2 separate regions of the Mus musculus genome follow, and region 1 is linked to region 2. Evidence: chromatin contacts called from ENCODE Hi-C or POLR2A ChIA-PET data. All regions are on one chromosome and are shown on one strand. The core of a region is the stretch at or near the end of the contact, and the rest is flanking DNA. Distances in the headings are between cores, read along the strand shown. Region 1 holds the start of Higd1a (HIG1 domain family, member 1A). Region 2 holds the start of Sec22c (SEC22 homolog C, vesicle trafficking protein).

Evidence for each region. Hi-C counts contacts between places; a loop is a spot of excess contacts on that map. ChIA-PET counts read pairs that join two places held with the same protein, here RNA polymerase II (POLR2A).
Region 1: a loop to region 2 is called in a map of T-helper 2 cell, with 2.3 times the contacts of the local background. The contact joins the promoter of Higd1a here to the promoter of Sec22c in region 2. A Hi-C loop is called at or near these places in 2 of 37 maps with a recorded cell type or tissue (T-helper 2 cell and regulatory T cell). POLR2A ChIA-PET finds 5 or more read pairs at or near these places in 2 of 5 experiments (Patski and embryonic stem cell).

The regions. Positions count from the first base shown.
Region 1 is chr9:121,853,604-121,859,767 of GRCm38, forward strand. Higd1a (HIG1 domain family, member 1A) reads right to left here and starts at 4,193. Exons shown (of 4, transcript NM_019814.5): 1 at 3,909-4,193. Gm47112 (predicted gene, 47112) reads left to right here and starts at 4,144. Exons shown (of 1, transcript NR_168944.1): 1 at 4,144-5,605.
Region 2 is chr9:121,701,532-121,707,116 of GRCm38, forward strand. Sec22c (SEC22 homolog C, vesicle trafficking protein) reads right to left here and starts at 3,498. Exons shown (of 7, transcript NM_001164562.1): 1 at 3,393-3,498.

The DNA of each region.
Region 1 (6,164 bases), core at 2,943-5,442, 150 kb after region 2:
CTTCCTTCCTTCCTTCCTTCCTTCCTTCCTTCCTTCCTTCCTGCTTTCTTTCTATCTGAGGTTATCAGTGTTAACATCAGTACAAACAACGAAAAACAAGTCCTTCAGGGCGGTCTTATTTGACATCTACTATGCTTCTCTTCTGATCCGCCTTCTTTTACACACCTTCCTAATGTTCCCCCAGCTTCCTCTTTATAACATCCTTTTAAGTGGCACTCAAACAAGGCCAAGATGAGCAAATGGTTATATGAGTAAAGGAGCAAAAGAATTCATTCTGCCATCACAGAGAGCAAGGGCTCTCTCTCCCTACAATCACTAATCTCATGCAAGTTCATCAAGGTGCAGGAGTGACAAATCCATGTCATCTTTACTGTGTGTCTCCTGTCGAACTGCCTGTAATCCTGACCCACAGATTAAATAAAGGAGGCAAACACAGCATACAGTACATGAATCTTCAAGTGGTGACAACTGCTATCCACTCATTAGCATGCAATCCTGGACTCTTCATATGCGGCAAAGCCCTCAAAGAAAAGCCAACTCTAATGGGGCAATGTTTAGTTTGAAAAGTGAGCTCACCTCTCCAAGCCGTACACTCCCTAAGGAGTAAATACTATCCTTAACAGAGAAGAAGACTTAGCTAGCTAGAATATTCAGATTAGGGCTAAGACTTTCCCTTTTCTTGTACTCCCAATACTTCCTAACACATTACATCTTACTAAGCTTTGTACATACAAAGCTTGGTAAGCTCAAGGTTCAGGATGTGATTACATTTACAAAATAAAACAAATACTGACTAGGTGCGGTGCACATGGCTGTAAAACCAGCACTCAGAGTCTGAAGGAGAAGGATCTTGAGTTCCAGGCCAGCTCAAAGCATTTACAGAGCTGAGTGCTCTGTCGCAACAGCTCCCCTTTGCCTCTCTACTTCAATTTTCCCCAGTTAACTCTTGGTTTTGCAGGTCTGTGCCTGAATTGGCCTCCTCTGGGAGGTCCTCTTTGGTTACGCCCTCCTACAGAACACTGACAAACACCTGTGTGAGTTCCTGAAGCTGGGGTGCAGACCTGCCCTCTTGCATACATCCCCATGGCCTGCACATAGTGAGTAGAGTACTTTCAGAGTTTGATCAGGCAATGTGAGACCACCAAGCTGCACACACCTATGCCCATTTCCTTTTATTGTTCTTACACAGCATCTATGAAAATGAGAAAATATCCTGAGTGGGTCTTGATTCCTTGAAGTTACAAGTGACAAAAATTATCAGACTACAATCTACTTTAAAAACATCCCTTTGTGGTTGGGGAGGGTAATACACATCTTTAATCCCAGCACTCAAGAGGTAGAGGCAGATGGATCTCTGTGTTCCAGGACAGCCAGAGCTACATAATAGAGGGACTCTATCTCGAAAATATAAAACAAAACAAATCTCCCTTTGTGTTTATGCCTCCTGAACTCATCATGAGAGAGGCACCTCTATTGTGCTGGGGACACAGCTCAGTGACAGAGCACTTGCTAAGCTTGCTTGAGGTCACAGGTTAGATCCCCAGCATTGTCAACAAACACACCATAAATAAGGAAACAAACCATGGCTGGCATCTTTTCCCCATTTCCTAGGTGGTTATGTGTATTGTCCAGTGGGTTCATGGAGCAAAAGGGGGAGGGGGAGGGGGAGGGAGAGAGAACTATTTCTTTACTGTATATAAAAGAACAGAAGACACCCATCCCTTCCCTTCATCACGAGTATGTGATATAGATTATCAAGCTGGAATGGGTGGGGCATTTGACCTCACTTTCAGAATGTTGTTAATTTCATAATGCGGTTAAGAATTGGGGCGCATCATGTAGCCATTATTTCTTTTAGGGGACTAATGATAGCCAGAGTGGTGATATGTGCCTATAATTTCAGCCCTCAAGAGGGGAGAGGATCAGGAGTGCAAAGCTAGCCTAGGCTGCAAAGCAACACTCTGTCTCAAGACAACAACAAAAATAATGAAATCAAATTTACAAAAGACGCCCATCAGGCATGACAGGGCAGATGTCAGGCAAGAAGCTGAAGATGAGTCTGGAGCACAAAGAAAGCCACATGGATAGAACTGTAATTATATGACCCAGTGGATAAGGCATTTACTCCAATGCAAAGGTACGAATTTGTACCAATTATATATGCATTTGGCTACCAGAAAGGGCTACAAAAAGATGAGGAAACTGAAGAGTGTGCTGTGGTGGAAATTGCATGTAATGTCAGTATCAGACTACGGGAAGCAGGAGATCTCAAGTTTGAAGCTAGCCTGGGCTACACAGCAAAACCATGCTGGAAGAGGAGGAGGAAGAAGAAGAGAAGGAAGAGGTGGTAGTGGTGGTAGTATTTATGAAATATAGCCACTTAGGTGAAAAGGAAAGGACATGCTTTAAAACTCACGGTCAATAAGCTCAAATCATAACTTAAGTGTAAGAAATTAAGTAAGAGATGATGATCAATATCCTTATTTTACAGGTGGATAAATGAGTTTGAATTATATGACCATAATATAAGGGTCATGTGGATTGTTCCACACCAGGAATATATTTCTGGAAGGTAGGATTACAATCTGACTCCCCACATACAGTCCACAGTTTTGTTTGACAATTTATTTATTGTTAAATGAACATTTTTATGTTACAGGTGTAAATCTGAACTGAAAATATAAAAATTCATACTGTCTTTGAACTGTAAAAACTGTGTACATTACACCTATAGTTAAATGGGCTATTCTCTCTTCAGTTAAATTATCTAACAATTTCAATTCCAAGTTAAAAAGATTTTTTCCCACTAGATTTTTTTTTATTATCTCACTCACCCAATGACTGACCTATATCTGTCAGAAAGTAGAACATATTTTTATTTTTAAGTCAGCAATAACCAGATATTCAAACTTAGTTTGCTGAGCACATTATTCTGTAAGGCCAGGCATAACTACTGACACACTTTTCCAAAGGCATGGCAACCTAGAAGAGGTAAATAAGAAAATGGTTGGGCATCAGGTGATATAACAGCTGAAGACTCTTCCCAGCATGTCCCTTTGGTCCTAAGAACTATTACCTAAAATAGTAAATTTTAAATTCTGATTTTGCCTAAGTTACCTGTCAGCTTGTGCAAAATGGCTTCTCTGAGATTGTGATTCAAACGGCCAGGGGCACAACACTAGGATTTGTATCTTAAGAAGCCCTTTCAAGTTATACTGTGCAGAGAAGACCTTCTAGCACATTCCAGGAGCACCGAGAACCTTTTGAACCTGTCAAGAATTTGCATCCAAACTGTCAATTTGCAGGGGGCCTCAGTAGTCCGGGAAGCAGATTCCCGGGTAGGGATCACCCCCTCAAAGAGAGGACTGCTTTCCACCCCAGGAATAAACGAGGGAAGCAGAGAACAGAATCGAGTCACCCGGACGGCTGGCACACCTGAACCTTAGTCGTGCTTTTGTGATCTCTGCACCCCGTTCCCTTGTCAGGGGCATTCGCATTCCGCCACAGCCTTCCCTCCTCCATCCGGTGACACAGGGTCACGTAAGGTCTGCGCAAACCCCGGGTGGCGCCCGGGAAGGCCAGGCCGAGGTGCCCGAGCGCTGCGCCCTGCCTCACCTCCCACCTTCTTGTGACCTTGTCCAGACTCCTAGACCCGTGCGATCGCGCTCCCTCTCCCTCTCCTCCCACTGCTCCCGGGATCCCCGAAGCTGGCACCAGCCCGGTCCCCGTTTGCCATCGTTGCCTCCTCCGCGACTCTCGTTCCCTCGGCCACGATCCGCTCCAGAAGCTCCGGCCTCCTTCCTCCGGCTCCACATGCACTGGCCGACGGGGACCCCAAGTCCTCCGCCCACCCGAGGGACCCCCCGCCCCGCAGCCCTCGCCTCCCGCCCGGCTCCCGCTTCACTCACCGAGACGCGGGGTCCCTTCCAGTCCTGCCGGTTTCTGGCCGCCACCCGAGTGCGAGAACACCGGCTTCGCCTGCTGCGGCCACTGCTCGCCCCAGCCAATCAGAAGCCAGCAGCCGGCGAGGCCGGGCCAGAGACTCCCTTTACGTGCGAGGGGCGGTGGGCGTGGTCACTTGTAGCGCGGCGCCCATTGGCTGGGGGGCCGGCCCGGTTCGTGGCGGCGCGCGCTGTTCGTGTCAGACGTGAGGCCTGGGCGGCAGTGCTGGCGCGGTGCCGCCTGGCGGCCGCTGCCTCCCAACCCCAATTGCCTCGAGGTTCTCGCGACCGGTTCGCTGGGCTCCGCGAACGCCACGCACGCAGGCTAGACCGGCTTAGGTGAGCCGAGCGGCCCGCCCGAGCGGGAGCATGCGCCGTCGGGGCGCCTTTGGGTCCCTCCCCGGAGCTGGTGGTGGCCGGAGAGCAGTGACCTCACACATGCCTGGGGAGGAGTCTGATGGGGCAGGCAGCTTCCGGGGCGGGGCTTCGTGTGGGCTCCGGGGATGGCAGACACCGACAGCCCCACTATGGGACGTGTCTGTCCAAGACTCTCAGCGTAGCAGAACATGGCGGCCTCTGAGAGAGGTAGGCTACTGGTAGGTACTCAACTTTGAGTGACTTCAGGGAGAGGAACAATTGTCTCCTCACCCCGAATAGAGCACCAACCACGGACAAGAGAAAGGATTCCGTCTTGTCTACCCTGCCCACCCCTTGCCCCGCCAGAGGCAGCTCTGCAGAGGGCTTCTTCCCCCTTTGTGCACCGATTATATAAACTGGCAAGAGGAACCACAGTGAATCGGCTAACTTTCTAACTTCCCCATACCTCAATGTTTCTTTTCTTTGTAAACTAATTTTATTACATTTACTTGTGTGAACATTTGCTGAGGTCAGAGGACAACCTTCACCAGTCACCTCCTAATGTCTGGACCCTGGGGCTAGAACTCTGATTGTGGGATTTGGTGGCCTTTACCCAGTGAACCATCTTGTTGGGCCCTCAATACGTTTCTTGAATTTCCTGAAGGCTGGTGTAGTCTTATGAGCCACCTTCCAATAACTACATAACAGGTGTCATGACTGAATATTAAAATTTTGTATTACCATTTTATTTATTGTGGGGAGGGGCACATGTGCTATGGCAAATGTGTGGAGAGCAGAGGACAACATGAAGGGACCTGTTGTTTCCTTTGCCCACAGGTTCCAAGGATCAAACACAGGTTAAAAATTATTTGAGTTAAGTCATATGTAGGAAACATTCCATGTTATACATGATAAAACTCTATGCCTGTGGCTGGAGAGTTGTCCCAGTGATTTAAAGGCACTTGTTACTCTTCTTACAAGAGGATCCAGGTTCAGTTCCTGACACTCAACGTGAGGCTCCCAACCATCCCAACTCAGTGGAACTCAAACCCTCTTTTGACTGCTTCAGGCACCAGGCATGTATATATGATGCACATACATGTATACATGCAGGCAAGATACACATATTTTTAAAATAAAACTTTTATGGTGGTGCACACCTTTAATCCTAGTATTTAGGAGGGAGGCAGGTGGATCTCAGAGTTCAAGTCCTTCCTTGTCTACAGTACAAGTTCCAGGACAGCCAGGACTACACAGAGAAGCCCTGGTTCAAAGAACAAAAATGAAATAAAGCTTTCCATACCTTGGATATGTGGCAGCTTTGTGTCTTTGAAAGTATGTTCTTTGTATGGGTGTGCTAAACACAGCTTTGCTGAGCAGGAGTCAGTGGTGGTAAACGAAGAAAGACCTGACTAGAGAAAGCATGTTCCATAGGAGATCGGCAGTGCCCTGCTCTGAGTTTCTGCTGAGGCTGACTGAGCCTTGCCTGGAGTAACTGTTTTCTACACCAACACTTTGTTCAATTTCTAAAATCTCTTGCTAAGGCAGGATGCTTACCTGGGTAAGTAGATAACCACCAGATGTTGGACATACAGCTTATCACAAAGAACATTCAACTGTGCTGCACAGACCACAAGACATGGATGTATATACACCAATGAAAAAGCACCGTCTTATGAAGTCATCAGATTAAATCAGAACACTTGGACATACCAAAACCATATCAGAGAAACCAGGCCCACAAGCTTAGCAAACACACTAGACCAAAGAATGATGGAACTTCCTCACCTGAGTCATAGGACAAGAGGTAGTGCTGGGCGTAGTGACACTTACAGCCCCAGAACTTGGTAGTCTGAAGAGAATTGC
Region 2 (5,585 bases), core at 2,248-4,747:
CTCTGTAGACATCACAGACTGTCCTGCTCTGTCATACATACATCACAGACTGTCCTGCTCTGTAGACATCACAGACTGTCCTGCTCTGTCATACATACATCACAGACTGTCCTGCTCTGTACACATCACAGACTGTCCTGCTCTGTACACATCACAGACTGTCCTGCTCTGTACACATCACAGACTGTCCTGCTCTGTACACATCACAGACTGTCCTGCTCTGTACACATCACAGACTGTCCTGCTCTGTACACATCACAGACTGTCCTGCTCTGTACACATCACAGACTGTCCTGCTCTGTCATACATACATCACAGACTGTCCTGCTCTGTACACATCACAGACTGTCCTGCTCTGTACACATCACAGACTGTCCTGCCCTGTCATACATACATCACAGACTGTCCTGCCCTGTCATACATACATCACAGACTGTCCTGCCCTGTCATACATACATCACAGACTGTCCTGCCCTGTCATACATACATCACAGACTGTCCTGCTCCATCATACATACATCACAGACTGTCCTGCTCTGTCATACACACATCACAGACTGTCCTGCTCTGTACACATCACAGACTGTCCTGCTCTGTCATACATACATCACAGACTGTCCTGCTCTGTACACATCACAGACTGTCCTGCCCTGTCATACATACATCACAGACTGTCCTGCCCTGTCATACATACATCACAGACTGTCCTGCCCTGTCATACATACATCACAGACTGTCCTGCCCTGTCATACATACATCACAGACTGTCCTGCTCCATCATACATACATCACAGACTGTCCTGCTCTGTCATACACACATCACAGACTGTCCTGCTCTGTACACATCACAGACTGTCCTGCTCTGTCATACATACATCACAGACTGTCCTGCTCTGTACACATCACAGGCTGTCCTGCTCTGTACACATCACTGACTGTCCTGCTCTGTCATACATACATCACAGACTGTCCTGCTCTGTCACACATACATCACAGACTGTCCTGCCCTGTCATACATACATCACAGACTGTCCCTGATGTACACACACACTTTGTTGCTATACCAAAGCCACTCTTTTATTCTTATTTTCCTCTCACATTTACTCTTTATCTTCCACTCAAATCTCCCCAACGTAAGGATACAAGCAAGGGGCAAAATACAAATTTAACGTAGCAAAAGGAGCTGAATTTAGTACAGCCAGGTACCAGCGCCCTTCACAGGCGTAGTACTGAGGAAAGCATGCTAAGGGGACAGTAAGCCCGTGATGGATTCACTCTCTGATACAAGATTTGAGACCTGATTTCCAGCTTGGGATCTTCTAGGCTCCAAGCTGCTCGTGGATGAGATACAGAAGGAGACAGGGACCAACTACGGCATCGCTAAGAGCTGAGAGCAGAAGATAGCTGAGCTGGATACGAAGAATATCATGGCGTCCCTCTGTACTTGATCTTAGTCAAAGGGCTGAGAAGAACTCCACCTACCTTCTTCAATATTTGTGGGTGCTGCACCTGCAGATGCAGCCGACCTCAGATGGAAAATATTTTTAAAACAAAACAAAACAACTGCTTCTGTACTGAGTATGTACAGACTTGCCACGATTCCCTAAGCAATGTAATATGCAGCAACCACACACACAGCACACTATGTAGATGTTCTAATTAATGCAGATATTGTCCGAGGCACACGGGGAATATGCACAGATTTCTATAAACACGAAGCCACTGTATGCAATGGGTTGAGCCCAATCTCCCAAGGATGCAGAGGGACTAAGACCTTCGTATGGATAATGCTACTAAGTGCTCAGAGCTTCCTTGGACCCACTTCGCAGGTGAGGAAAACTAAGGATCAGGAGGTAGAAGCAGACTTCAGTCTCCCAGTTCCATACTCTTTCCACAGTATGTGGACCTCAAAACCAAACCTCCGAGTTCTCAGCTATTGTCTCTCTAAAGACGCCCTCTCCACCGCAGAACTGCCAACACCTAACCAGAGGCAGTGTGGGTCTCAAACCTGTAATCCCAGCACCAGAGAACTTGGGCTATAGTGAGACTATGTTTAAAAACAAAAACAATCTCTAATCAGAGACTTGCTGGTAGAGGAAGGGTCCCTACAAGTGCCCCTTGAAATGCAGAGTGTGGTGGCTTAAGCTCATAATATCAGCACTTGGGGGGTGGGGTGGAGGCAGGAAGGTCAGGAGTTCAAAGTCACCCCCAGGCGAGTGGCATGTTAAAGGGCAGTTTAGGCTGCAGGACAGCCTGCCTAAAACAGAACCAAGTGGTGAGTAAACTGCTGGAGTTAAAGCTCAGAGGCACACACCGTTAATCCCAGGATTTAGAAGAGGCAGGCAGACCCAGGCCAGCATGGCCTACACAGTAAGTTTCATACCAGCCAGGACTACAGAGTGAGACCCTCTCTAAAATAAAATAAAACCACCTCTCCTTACCTAGTGTATTATACTCTAAAGTCAGTTGTCTTGTCTGGCTATGCACTGCCTCTATCTCTGCCACCTGAGTGCTGGGATTAAAGATGTGCACCATCACCCCAGCCTTGATCTGAAATTCTTTATGAGACCTCAAGATGTCCTCTCTGTTGTCCACTAAACATTTACGAGGCATCTCTAGGGACCTGTCTACAACTGTCTTCCTGAGAAAGCTGCGGTGCGAATGAATCCTGTATATCAGTGTCAGGCTATGCAAAGCTGTCCCCGTTCTCATTTCCCTGACAAGTTCTTTACCTGAATAAACTCTCTGTGTAGACTTTTACAGACACGTTGCTCTAGCATTGGCTCTGCACTGAGGGTTGCTTTAGTTTCTCTGATCTTGTCACCCGCTACACCAACCGAGCTGGGCATGGAGGCCATACACCTGTGATCCCAGAACTTGCGGGGCGGGGAGTGGAGGCAGGAGGATCCCAAGCTCAAGGCCAAACTCGAGTTACATGGGGCTCCGTTTCACAAGACCGCAAACTGTAACGGCACCTTTCATCAGAGGTAACTCAGTTCCTTCCCTGGATTTGGCTTTTTGCAAGCTTGACCCCCGCTCTGCTCTGCAGGTTCTTTGTCCCGGCTTATCCAAGTCCAGGAAAGTTGGTGTAGGGGTGACCAGGCCTTGAAGAAGCCAAGTTCTGCTAGACCAGCAGACTAAGGAAAGTTTGCTCTCAAAAGAAGCAAGTGACAGGACTAGAGTTCAGTCTACATAAAGGGAACCACCGCCCCGCCCTCCCGAGACACGCCCCGGCCCCGCCCCGGGCAGCAGGCACAGCGGGCAGCGCATCCCAGCCGGTACGCACCGTGCAGGGGGCCGGGCCTCGGCGGAGTCCCACCGGCCCGGGCTGCAGCCCGGTGGCCTAGACCCCGACCCCACCTCTCCACGCCCGCCTGGCCCGCTAACCTCACCTCGCCCCCGCGGCCGACCTCCGCCTCGGCCACCGCAGCCCACCCCGGCGGCCGGCGGGGTGCAGGTTACCCGCGGCCCGGCTGTAGGAGGCAGGATGTGGTGCTCATGCGCACACCGTGAGCTCCCATTCGCTGCTGCTAAGCGACGCCAAACAGACCAATCGTGGGGCGTCTCTGCTGTCCAGTTGTTCAGACCCGGGAATTGAGTGAATCTACCAGGGCTGGCCCGGGTTTGCTCCCCTCAGCCCGCGTCTCTTCCGCAGGTCCCCAGGCCCACGTGCGAGTCTCACCTCGAGCGGTGAGAAGAGGCTCCGACGTCCCCACGATGCCTGGCCTGGAGCGGACAGGGCTGTTCTCCAGAGGCGTCTAGGCCCCGTGTGACTGGAGTGACACTCCCTGGGCGTGGGTTCTTGCAGGCTACGCAGCTGGGCAAGAGGCCCGAGATAGAGGATCCGAAGAGCACAGCCTTCTGCCAGCCTGGAGGAGGTGCCAAAGTCCGATCCCTGAGCCACACACACCTCGCTATGAGGCTGGAGGGAGATTGGGTAGCACAGTTAGGCCCTTACTGTTTTGACAAGTGCTGAGCACCGCTGTTTGCCGCGCACTGCGTACACAGGAAGTGTGAACACAGAAACCAAATCAAGAGAAGGGGGTAGGGCACCAGGCAGGAATTCTGGTGTTTAAACACGAGTTATGCTTCACAGAAGCATGGGTTCCAAAGAGAATTTACAGGAACAGTTGTCTTGGAGTTGGGGCTCAGGAAAAGCTTCTCCAAGTCTCAGGCCATTGGGCAAGGGAGAGTTTGTGTGTTTCAGAGACATTTGCTTGTGCACAGAACTCTGTGGGGCTGAGGATGTATCTCTGTTGATAGAATAACTGAACTACAAAACCCCGGGTCAGGCCTGTCACCCTCTTCATACATCAGAACTCCAGGCTTTCCTTGGAACGTCCCGGCTCTGGTTCTCAGGACCTCAGCTTCTCACTAATGTTACATCATCAGCTTCACGGATACTTCATTTTTATCCCTTGAGACAGGGTCTTGTGTATCCCAAGCTGACCTTGAATTCACTGTGTAGCAGGCTGACTCTGAAGGCTATCCTACAAACTCCATTTGCTGGGCGCTGGGATTACCGATGTGTGTGTGCTTCCACAGCAAGGTTGTGTGGCTCTGGAGCTCAACCCCAGGGCTTCCTGCCTTCTAGACAAGAGCACTACCCACTGGGCCACATCCCCAGTCCCAGCTCCCCTGATTCTGAGGCCAAGTGCAAGTCAGTGAACCCCAGAACTGGCTCCCCTGGTTCTCAGCCTCTGTCACCACATGAGCATGTTCCCCTCATAAACCACCATATAGTCAGAGAGAGCCTATCCATTCCATCTCTGCGGAGAAGCCTACAGTGGGTGCCAACCTAGCAGCTGGATAGACACGGTACATGGAGAGACCTGAGCTGAGTGAAGACTTCTAAACGACACTTCTCTGGTGGGTGGAAATGGAAGCAGGGCTTATGTAACCACAGACAAATTACAAAACGAACACAGGAAGACTTGTGACAGCCTAAGATAGCCTTTGGGCATTATTGTGTTCTGGTATTCAAGTCATGCCATGGTTCCCTCCCACACCAAGTCAGGGCTTGTCTGTAACAAGTCCCAACAAGGCTAGTTCATAACATTCACAAAGGAGAAAAACATGAAGGAGACCAACACCCTGTCCACTGTGTGCTCTGTCTACATAGAGGATATTTGGTATTAGACCTAGAAAACTCTAGATTTAGCAGTTGTGATGGTTTGTATATGCTCGACCCAGGAAGTGGCACTATTAGAAGGTGTGGCCCTGTGGGTGTGGGCTTTAAGATCCTCATCCTAGCTGCCTGGAAGCCAGTATTCTGCTAACAGCCTTCAGACGAAAATGTAAAACTCTCACCTCCTCCTGCACCATGCCTGCCTGGATGCTGCCATGTTCCGGCCTTGATGATAATGGACTGAACCTCTGAACCGGTAAGCCAACCTCAATTAAATGTTGTCCTTTATAAGACTTGCCTTTGCCATGGTGTCTGTTCACAGCAGTAAACCCCTAACTAAGACAGGAGTGTAGTGCCTCACACCTGTTATCAGTATTCACACCAGTATTCACACCAGTGTTCAGGAGGCTGGTAGAGGAGCCTTGCCATGGATCTGCGGCTACCCTGGGCGAAATAG